2 separate regions of the Homo sapiens genome follow, and region 2 is linked to region 1. Evidence: chromatin contacts called from ENCODE Hi-C or POLR2A ChIA-PET data. All regions are on one chromosome and are shown on one strand. The core of a region is the stretch at or near the end of the contact, and the rest is flanking DNA. Distances in the headings are between cores, read along the strand shown.

The links. A loop is a pair of places that touch in the nucleus more often than their neighbours do. ChIA-PET counts read pairs that join two places held with the same protein, here RNA polymerase II (POLR2A). Pooled maps may share reads with other maps.
Region 2: a loop to region 1 is called in a map with no recorded cell type, with 6 times the contacts of the local background. The contact joins the promoter of LTA here to the enhancer-like site in region 1. A Hi-C loop is called at or near these places in 2 of 37 single-sample maps with no recorded cell type and 5 of 50 pooled maps. POLR2A ChIA-PET finds 5 or more read pairs at or near these places in 1 of 52 experiments (activated CD4-positive, alpha-beta T cell).

Annotation. Positions count from the first base shown.
Region 1 is chr6:30,811,599-30,816,736 of GRCh38, forward strand. LINC00243 (long intergenic non-protein coding RNA 243) reads right to left here. Exons shown (of 2, transcript NR_130726.1): 2 at 1,268-3,174. Among named protein-coding and RNA genes, the nearest start is that of LINC00243, 16 kb to the right of the region's middle. RefSeq lists an enhancer at 2,694-2,988. Within about 2 kb of position 2,818, at least 18 of the 41 ENCODE cell types and tissues checked have a DNase peak (open chromatin) inside an H3K27ac peak, as active enhancers do.
Region 2 is chr6:31,568,405-31,574,168 of GRCh38, forward strand. It overlaps LTA (lymphotoxin alpha), which reads left to right and starts at 3,885. Exons shown (of 4, transcript NM_000595.4): 1 at 3,885-4,042; 2 at 4,330-4,437; 3 at 4,524-4,629; 4 at 4,877-5,764. The coding sequence starts at 4,339. The coding sequence ends at 5,289. It overlaps LOC100287329 (a long non-coding RNA gene), which reads right to left and starts at 4,299. Exons shown (of 2, transcript NR_149045.1): 1 at 4,179-4,299.

The DNA.
Region 1 (5,138 bases), core at 1,568-4,067:
CAAACAAACAAACAAACAAAAATAAAAAGAATCTCATTTCTGGGTGGTGTGGTGGCTCACACCTATAATCCCAGCCCCTTGTGAGGTTAGGATAGGAAGATCACTTGAGGCCAGGAGCTTGAGACCAGCCTGGGGAATGTAGCAAGACTCCGTCTCTACAAAAATAAAAAATAAAAAAAAAATTAGCCAGATGTAGTGGTATACACCTGTAGTCCCAGCTACTCAGGAGGCTGTGGCAGGAGGATCACTTGAGCCCAGGTGTTTGAGGTTACAGTGAGCTATGATCGCACCACTGCACTCTAGTGTGGGCAACAGAAGGAGATGGAGTGAGAGTGTCCCTAAAGATAATAAGAATCTCATTTCTTAATTTATTTTCCTTAACACTTACCATATTCTGAAATACTATATATTTGTTTGCTTATAATTTGTTTCCTCTCACTAGACTGTAAGCTCCTTGAAGCCAGAGATTTTTATCTGTTTTCTTTATGGTAAGTTCCTAGAACTGAAAACAGGGCCTGGCATGTATTTACTGAAAAAGTGATTAAGTGCTCTCCAGTTGATGGCTGGAGTTCAGACCATCATGGTTTTGTTTCAGGCTGGAGGAAGTGGGAGAGTAAAAGGCAAAGGGGGCCCATGCCAGTTGAGTCAGTCCTAGAAAAGAACTTTTCTGAAAGTCCCCTTTACATGACTTAGGCTAACATCTCATTGGCCAGCCCTATGCCACACCACCACTCCTACCTGCATGGCAGTTTGAGGCAAAAAAAAATTTAAAGCATAGAACTTTGCTAAACAAAATAAAATTGGGGTTCTGCTAGAAGAAGGAAGGGACAATGAACACTGGGTCTCTGCAAGGGGGCTGTTGGCTGCACTCCAAATGCCCGCAGCATTATACACGAATCATACATGGAGCTCTTTTTTTTTTTTTTTTTGAGGTGGAGTCTTACTCTGTTGCCCAAGTTGGAGTGCAGTGGTGTGATCTCGGCTCACTGCAAGCTCCACCTCCTGGATTCACACCATTCTCCTGCCTCAGCCTCCCGAGTAGCTGGGACTACAGGCGCCCACCACCCCCGGCTAATTTTTGTATTTTTAGTAGAGACGGGGTTTCACCATGTTAGCTAGGATGGTCTCGATCTCATGACCTTGTGATCCGCCCGCCTCGGCCTCCCAAAGTGCTGGGACCGCAGGCGTGAGCCACCGCGCCCAGCCCTACATGGAGCTCTTTACCCTGGCCTGTGCTTTCCTCTCTATTTACTTTTTTTTTTTTTTTCTTTCCTGAGAGGGAGTCTTGCTCTGTCGCCCAGGCTGGAGTGCAGTGGTGTGATCTTGGCTCACTGCAACCCCTGTCTCCTGGGTTCAAGCGATTCTCCTGCCTCAGCCTCCCATGTAGCTGGGATTGCAGGTGCCTGCCACCACACCCAGCTAATTTTTGTATTTTTAGTAGAGAACAGGGTTTCATCATGTTGGCCAGGCTGGTCTCAAACTCTCTACCTCAAGTGATCTGCTCGTCTTGGCCTCCCAAAGTGCTAGAATTACAGGCGTGAAGCCACCACGCCCGGTTTCCTCTCTATTTACTCTTGTGAGTAACATCAGCTTCTTTGAACTTCACCAAACTTAATTCCTTAATTCCATACTAACTGTTTATTTGTTGAGTTTCCAAGATGCAATTGCATATAATTCCAGGAACTGTGAGTAGTAAGAACCCCCTTATCAGCTGTCCTATTTTTAGATATCATGATTCCTACTGAAACATTCAGTGGCTTAAGCTCTGCCCAGCATGTTCTTGACCCTGTGTGCCTGTGGGGTGTGTGTGTGTGGTGTGTGTGTGTGTGTGTATGTGCACACAGTCATGTGCACTCTCACATCACATAAGGGGAAGATAAAGGGAGACTCTCCGTGGCTCTTCCTCCTTTTTTCCAAGGCTGATGTTGGCCCTTTCTGAAAATGCTTTAATGTGTAGAAAGCAGCCCACAGATAGGCACTCCCTGTGATAAAGCAGTCACAGCCAGAGCAGGGTCCCTCCCACCTCAGCCTCCTAAGTAGCTGAGACTACAGGTGTACCACCACGCTTAGGTAAGTTTAAAAAAAAAAGTTTTGTAGAGATGGGGGTCTTACTATGTTGCCCAGGCCGATCTCAAACTCCTGGCCTCAAGTGATCCTCCCACCTTGGCCTCTCAAAGTGCTGGGATTACAGATACGAGCCACCACACCTAGCTGAGAATTTCTTTATGGCCATCTTCTGGACAAAAAGTCAAGGAGAGTTTAGAGTAATAATTCCAGTTTTTATGGCTTTTGCTTCGGGGAAAAAGGGTTCTAGTTTCTAGGACCTACCGTGGGGAAGAGGATTCTGGTTTCTATGACTCACTTCAGGGGAGAACGAGGGACGAGAGAGACAGGAGGGCAGGAGCAGGTCAGAGGGACCTTGGATCTGAGGCTGCTTCTGAGGCCTTCCAATGTCCTTTAGTTAAGTACTCATCGCCATACTTTGGGGTATTGTGTTCTGAACCCCAACAGAAACAACTCACTCTCTCGGCATCAGCCTTGTGCCTATACCCACAGGAGCAGGAGCACAAGCCATTGCAGGTGCGGGCTCCTCAGATGGAGCAACTCCAATGTCACCTGCTCCTCACCTGTACCCAGTGGACTTTTTTGGCAGCCTCCCCCATCTTCTCGTGTGGCTCCATATCTTTATATCTTCTGTGGCAGACGTAGCCTGCTGCCTCCCCAAACTCTATCGTCCTCTTCTCCTTCAACCATGGAAACTTGATTTTGTCTGTGGCATCCATGTGCCTCTTTGAAACACTCACCTCCTCAGACTGCCTTGAATCCAGGGGTGGCCACATGACTGGGTAATGAGTCACCGGTAGAAGTCGGCTTGATGGGGCTTTTAGGGAAACAACGGCTTTCCTGTTTTTGTTTTTCTTCTTCTTCTTTTTAAATTTTCTCCTGCTACCCCTCCCCTTGTTTGTTTTTAAGATGGATTTGTTCGGAACACATCTTTTGCTCTTTCCTTCTCCTTTCTGCCTGGAATGTAAATGTGATGTCTGAAGGCAGAGCAACCATCTTGCACATGTGACATAGAAAGGTAGATGTGAAGACATCTAGCAGGAGATTGCATCTCTGGTGATTGGAGCAGCTGTATCAGCTCTGGACTGCCTGCTCAAGTCTTCTTCATAACTGGGAAAAATAAACACCTATGAAGTTAGGCCATTGTATTGAGTTTTTGTTACTCAAGAACCAAACACAATATTTATTGAGATGGCATTTCACTCTTATTGCCCAGGCTTGTGTGTGGTGGCCTGACCTCAGCTCACTACAACCTCTACCCCCCATCCAGCCCTGCTCCAGGTTCAAGCGATTCTCCTGCCTCAGCCTCCTGAGTAGCTGAGATTACAGGCGCCCACCACATCTGGCTAATTTTTTTGTATTTTTAGTGGAGACGGGGTTTCACAATGTTGGCTAGGCTGGTCTTGAACTCCTGACCTCAGGTGATCCACCCTCCTCAGCCTCTCAAAGTGCTGGAATTACAAAGGTGAGCCACGGCACCCGGCCTTTTTTTTTTTTTGAGACAGTCTCGCTCTGTTGCCAGGCTGGGATGCAGTGTGGTGTGATCTTAGCTTGTGTCCGGAATTGGTGGGTTCTTGGTCTCACTGACTTCAAGAATGAAGCCACGGACCCTCACGGTGAGTGTTATAGCTCTTAAGGTGGCATGTCTGGAGTTTGTTCTTTCTGATGTTCAGATGTGTTCGGAGTTTCTTCCTTCTGGTGGGTTTGTGGTCTTACTGGCTTCAGGAATGAAGCTGCAGACCTTTGCAGTGAGTGTTACAGCTCACAAAAGCAATGTAGACTCAAAGACTGAGCAGTAGCAAGATTTATTGCAAAGAGCAAAAGAACAAAGCTTACACACTGTGGAAGGGGACCGGAGCAAGTTGCCACTGTTGGCTGGGGCAGCCTGCTTTTATTCTCTTATCTGGCCACACCCACATCCTGCTGATTGGTAGAGCCGAGTGGCCTGTTTTGACAGGGTGCTGATTGGTGCGTTTACAATCCCTGAGCTACATACAAAGGTTCTCCACGTCCCCATCAGATTAGTTAGATACAGAGTATGGACACACGGGTTCTCCAAGGCCCCACCAGAGCAGCTAGATACAGAGTGTCGATTGGTGCACTCACAAACCCTGAGCTAGACACAGGGTGCTGATTGGCGTGTTTACAAACCTTGAGTTAGATACAGAGTGCCGATTGGTGTATTTACAATCCCTGAGCTAAATGTAAAGGTTCTCCAAGGCCCCACCAGAGCAGCTAGATACAGAGTGTCGATTGGTGCACTCACAAACCCTGAGCTAGACACAGGGTGCTGATTGGCGTGTTTACAAACCTTGAGTTAGATACAGAGTGCCGATTGGTGTATTTACAATCCCTGAGCTAGACATAAAGGTTCTCCAAGGGCCCACTAGAGCAGCTAGGTAGAGTGTCAATTGGGGCACTCACAAACCCTGAGCTAGACACAGGGTGCTGATTGGTGTGTTTACAAACCTTGAGCTAGATACAGAGTGCCGATTGGTGTATTTACAATCCCTGAGCTAGACATAAAGACTCTCCACGTCCCCACCAGACTCAGGAGCCCAGCTGGCTTCACCCAGTGGATCCAGCACCGGGGCTGCAGGTGGAGCTGCCTGCCAGTCCTGGGCCATGCGCTCACACTCCTTAGCCCTTGGGCGGTCGATGGGACTGGGGGCCCTGGAGCAGGGGGCGGCGCTCGTCGGGGAGGCTTGGGCCGCACAGGAGCCCACGGAGGGGGTGGGAGGCTCAGGCATGGCGGGCTGCAGGTCCCGAGCCCTGCCCCGTGCGAAGGCAGCTAAGGCCTGGCGAGAAATCGAGCGCACCGCCGGTGGGCCGGCACTGCTGGGGGACCTAGTACACCCTCCGCAGCCGCTGGCCCGGGTGCTAAGCCCCTCACTGCCTGGGGCTGGCAGGGCCGGCCGGCTGCTCCGAGTGCGGGGCCCGCCAAGCCCACGCCCACCCGGAACTCCAGCTGGCCCGCAAGCACTGCACGCAGCCCCGGTTCCGCTCGCGCCTCTCCCTCCACACCTCCCTGCAAGCTGAGGGAGCCGGCTCTGGCCTTGGCCAGCCCAGAAAGG
Region 2 (5,764 bases), core at 2,635-5,134, 760 kb after region 1:
AGTTTTATTTAGGGGGTTATTAATTGGGATGTGTTTAGATTTAAGGTTAGGGTTACAGTTGGGGTTGAGTTTGAGTTGTGATTTGGGTTGAGGTTAAATTTGGGTTAGGGTTGATGTTGGTATTAAATCCCAATTCAGGTTTTGAGGCTAAGTTCAAGTTTGAAGCTAATGTCATTTCAGTCTCATTTGGAGGCTTCAGAGATTTCACTAGTTTCTCCACAAAGACCACTATAAAGACTGTATTTCCCTGAGTCTGGGGCACAAGACTCCAGTCATCAGCTCTCCCACCCAGGGAAAGTCCCAAACCAACTGCTGGCCTGCCCAAGAAAGAAACCAAATTCATACAACCTCCGAAACTGAGATTGAAACCAAGATTGGCCCATCTCAAGGAGCATCCTTCGCATATCTCACATGCACGTGACACTGAGCCTCAGCCCAGTCTTACCCTTCCTTCCTCTGTGTCTCTCATGTCTCCCCATCACCCTTCTTGCCTTCCCTTTTTTGTCTTTCAATGTCCCATTCTTCCTCTTTAATTTAAATTTCTCTCTGTGTCTCACTGTTAATTGCAATACCTTTTTTTGTTTGCTTGTTTTGTTTTGTTTTGTTTTTTGGTTTGTTTGTTTGAAATGGAGTCTCACTTTGTTGCCCAGGCTGGAGGGCAGTGGCACGATCTCGGCTCACTGCAACCTCCGCCTCCTGGGTTCAAGCAGTTCTCCTGCCTCAGCTTCCCTAGTAGCTAGGATTACAGGCGCGTGCCACCATGCTCGGCTAATTTTTTGTATTTTTAGCAGTGATGGAGTTTCACCGTATTAGCCAGGATTGTCTCTATCTCCTGACCTTGTGATCTGCTCGCCTCAGCCTCCCAAAGTGCTGGGATGACAGGCATGTGCCACTGCTCCTGGCCTTGTAATAACATTTTATATTTTAATATAGCTCAGCTGGGGTCCCAGTCCATCAGCTCATACCATTAGAGAAGCAGAAAGAGACAACAGGAAGCAAAAAGGACCCTGAGAGAAAGGGCAACACAGAGAAAAAGAAAGGAGCAGGGGCTAAAAGGGAAACCCACACTGACACAAGAGATAATAAGGTTAAAAGAATGAGAAGAAGGTTGGGCGCAGTGGCTCACGCCCATAATCCCAGCACTTTGGGAGGCCAAGGCTGGTGGGTCACCTGTGGTCAGGAATTCAAGACCAACCTGGCCAACATGGTGAGACCCCGTCTCTACTAAAAATACAAAAAAAAATTTGGCGGGCTTGGTGGCGTGTGCCTGTAATCCCAGCTACTCGGGAGGCTGAGGCAGGAGAATAGCTTGAACCTGGGAGGCAGAGGTTGCAGTGAGCCAAGATCGTGCCACTGCACTCCAGCCTGTGCGACAGTGAGAAACTGTCTCAAAAAAAAAAAAAAAGGAAAAGAAATTTTCTGACCTATCTCATCTGATAGTAGGTTATAAGACCCTCATTCCAGAAGAGGTTCTGCCCTATACCTGGGAGGAAGGAATGCTGTACAGAGAGACCAAGAAGAATATGGCCAGGCCTTGCTGGGATCCCCCCAGTCCCAGTCTGTGACCATTAGATGATACTCCTTTTGTTCAATTACATTTCTGCACAGCTGTTCATTCTTCATCAAATCTAAGCATAAAAATAGTTTTCCCCTGGGTCCTTGGGTCTTCATTTCTGAAGGCTCCCATGTCACCTAAAACTTTGATTAAATAAATGTATTATGCTTTTCTCTTGTTAATCTGTCTTTTATTATAGGAGTATTGGCCATAACCCTTATGATGGGTCAGGAAGGGATCACCCCTTTCTGCCCCTACAGAAATAATAGCTAAGACTAGTAAAGCATAAAAGGCAAAGGGGCAGGTCCTCAAGTAGAGAAGAACAGGAGAAATAGCTCATACACACCCAGAATGTTACTTACATGTCCCTCCATGTTACACCAAGACCCCTCAGGGACCTTGTGCCTGGGGAGAGAAGTGGTCTGCCCCATGCAACAGTGGGCTTTACCCCGGGTCACCACCAGCCCCAGCTCCAACCCCTCTAACACTCTCCAAGTAAAATCACATCAGTAGCAGTAATAATATTTGAGGTGACAAGTTGGTATTATCTCAAACTTAGGAAAAGTGAATAAAGTCATCTTTAGAAACTGCTTTTTTTAAACCTTGTAACTTGCAAGCTAAGTGAAAATGGGCTCATGTATGAGAATGTTCGTGTTAGACATTTTTTGTGTTAGACAAAAACTAGAAACAAACCAAATCCCCATCAACAGAATATATTAGAATATATTGATACAATAGAATATTACATCATAATTTTTTTTAAAAACATTACTGATACATACAACCACGTATATGAATCTCACAAACATAATGCTGACTGAAAGAAGTCAAACAGAAATGAGTACATTCTGTGTGATTTCATTTATATGATGCCCCAAACCAGGAGGAAATAATCTATGGTGATAAAAGTGAGAGAGTGGTTGGTTATCTTTGGAGGGTATCAGCAGGGAGGGGGCATGAGGGAACCTGCTGGGGACCTGAAAATACGTGGAGCTGGGTGGTGGCTACATACAGATGGAAAAATTCATCAGCTGTACACTTAAGAGGTGTCCACCTCATACCTAAGTTACATATCAATAAAAAGGAAAAAAATTTTGGAAACTTTTTTTTTTTTTTTTTGAGACAGAGTCTTGCTCTGTCCCCCAGGCTGGAATACAGTGGTGCGATCTTGACTCACTGCAGCCTCCGCCTCCCAGGTTCAAATAATTCTCCAGCCTCAGCCTCCCGAGTAGCTGGGACTGCAGATGCGCACCAGCACGCCTGGCTAATTTTTGTATTTATTATAGAGATGGGGTTTCACCATGTTGGCCAGCTGGTCTCAAACTCCTGACCTCAAGTAATCCGCCCACCTCAGACTCCCAAAGTGCCAGGATTACAGGTGTGAGCCACTGCACCAGGCCTGGAACAATTTTAAAATAATGTATTGGCTCTGCAAATGCAGCTTCAGAACAAGTCCCTTAGCTGTCCCCACCCCACCCTAAGTCACCACCCTTAAGCCTCACCCATGTGGAATTCTGAAACTTCCTTTGTAGAAAACTTTGGAAGGTGTCTGCCACATTGATCCTGGAATGTGTGTTTATTTGGGGTTATATAAATCTGTTCTGTGGAAGCCACCTGAAGTCAGGAAGAGATGGAGGGCATCCTTCAGGAGTGAGATGAGACCTCATCATACTTGACTGTCCAGCATCATCTCTGAGTAAGGGGACCAAAAAATTTATCTTCCAAACTAGGACACTTTCAAGAGTGGAAGGGGGATCCATTAATATTTTCACCTGGACAAGAGGCAAACACCAGAATGTCCCCGATGAAGGGGATATATAATGGACCTTCTTGATGTGAAACCTGCCAGATGGGCTGGAAAGTCCGTATACTGGGACAAGTATGATTTGAGTTGTTTGGGACAAGGACAGGGGTACAAGAGAAGGAAATGGGCAAAGAGAGAAGCCTGTACTCAGCCAAGGGTGCAGAGATGTTATATATGATTGCTCTTCAGGGAACCGGGCCTCCAGCTCACACCCCAGCTGCTCAACCACCTCCTCTCTGAATTGACTGTCCCTTCTTTGGAACTCTAGGCCTGACCCCACTCCCTGGCCCTCCCAGCCCACGATTCCCCTGACCCGACTCCCTTTCCCAGAACTCAGTCGCCTGAACCCCCAGCCTGTGGTTCTCTCCTAGGCCTCAGCCTTTCCTGCCTTTGACTGAAACAGCAGTATCTTCTAAGCCCTGGGGGCTTCCCCGGGCCCCAGCCCCGACCTAGAACCCGCCCGCTGCCTGCCACGCTGCCACTGCCGCTTCCTCTATAAAGGGACCTGAGCGTCCGGGCCCAGGGGCTCCGCACAGCAGGTGAGGCTCTCCTGCCCCATCTCCTTGGGCTGCCCGTGCTTCGTGCTTTGGACTACCGCCCAGCAGTGTCCTGCCCTCTGCCTGGGCCTCGGTCCCTCCTGCACCTGCTGCCTGGATCCCCGGCCTGCCTGGGCCTGGGCCTTGGTGGGTTTGGTTTTGGTTTCCTTCTCTGTCTCTGACTCTCCATCTGTCAGTCTCATTGTCTCTGTCACACATTCTCTGTTTCTGCCATGATTCCTCTCTGTTCCCTTCCTGTCTCTCTCTGTCTCCCTCTGCTCACCTTGGGGTTTCTCTGACTGCATCTTGTCCCCTTCTCTGTCGATCTCTCTCTCGGGGGTCGGGGGGTGCTCTCTCCCAGGGCGGGAGGTCTGTCTTCCGCCGCGTGCCCCGCCCCGCTCACTGTCTCTCTCTCTCTCTCTCTTTCTCTGCAGGTTCTCCCCATGACACCACCTGAACGTCTCTTCCTCCCAAGGGTGTGTGGCACCACCCTACACCTCCTCCTTCTGGGGCTGCTGCTGGTTCTGCTGCCTGGGGCCCAGGTGAGGCAGCAGGAGAATGGGGGCTGCTGGGGTGGCTCAGCCAAACCTTGAGCCCTAGAGCCCCCCTCAACTCTGTTCTCCCCTAGGGGCTCCCTGGTGTTGGCCTCACACCTTCAGCTGCCCAGACTGCCCGTCAGCACCCCAAGATGCATCTTGCCCACAGCACCCTCAAACCTGCTGCTCACCTCATTGGTAAACATCCACCTGACCTCCCAGACATGTCCCCACCAGCTCTCCTCCTACCCCTGCCTCAGGAACCCAAGCATCCACCCCTCTCCCCCAACTTCCCCCACGCTAAAAAAAACAGAGGGAGCCCACTCCTATGCCTCCCCCTGCCATCCCCCAGGAACTCAGTTGTTCAGTGCCCACTTCCTCAGGGATTGAGACCTCTGATCCAGACCCCTGATCTCCCACCCCCATCCCCTATGGCTCTTCCTAGGAGACCCCAGCAAGCAGAACTCACTGCTCTGGAGAGCAAACACGGACCGTGCCTTCCTCCAGGATGGTTTCTCCTTGAGCAACAATTCTCTCCTGGTCCCCACCAGTGGCATCTACTTCGTCTACTCCCAGGTGGTCTTCTCTGGGAAAGCCTACTCTCCCAAGGCCACCTCCTCCCCACTCTACCTGGCCCATGAGGTCCAGCTCTTCTCCTCCCAGTACCCCTTCCATGTGCCTCTCCTCAGCTCCCAGAAGATGGTGTATCCAGGGCTGCAGGAACCCTGGCTGCACTCGATGTACCACGGGGCTGCGTTCCAGCTCACCCAGGGAGACCAGCTATCCACCCACACAGATGGCATCCCCCACCTAGTCCTCAGCCCTAGTACTGTCTTCTTTGGAGCCTTCGCTCTGTAGAACTTGGAAAAATCCAGAAAGAAAAAATAATTGATTTCAAGACCTTCTCCCCATTCTGCCTCCATTCTGACCATTTCAGGGGTCGTCACCACCTCTCCTTTGGCCATTCCAACAGCTCAAGTCTTCCCTGATCAAGTCACCGGAGCTTTCAAAGAAGGAATTCTAGGCATCCCAGGGGACCACACCTCCCTGAACCATCCCTGATGTCTGTCTGGCTGAGGATTTCAAGCCTGCCTAGGAATTCCCAGCCCAAAGCTGTTGGTCTGTCCCACCAGCTAGGTGGGGCCTAGATCCACACACAGAGGAAGAGCAGGCACATGGAGGAGCTTGGGGGATGACTAGAGGCAGGGAGGGGACTATTTATGAAGGCAAAAAAATTAAATTATTTATTTATGGAGGATGGAGAGAGGGGAATAATAGAAGAACATCCAAGGAGAAACAGAGACAGGCCCAAGAGATGAAGAGTGAGAGGGCA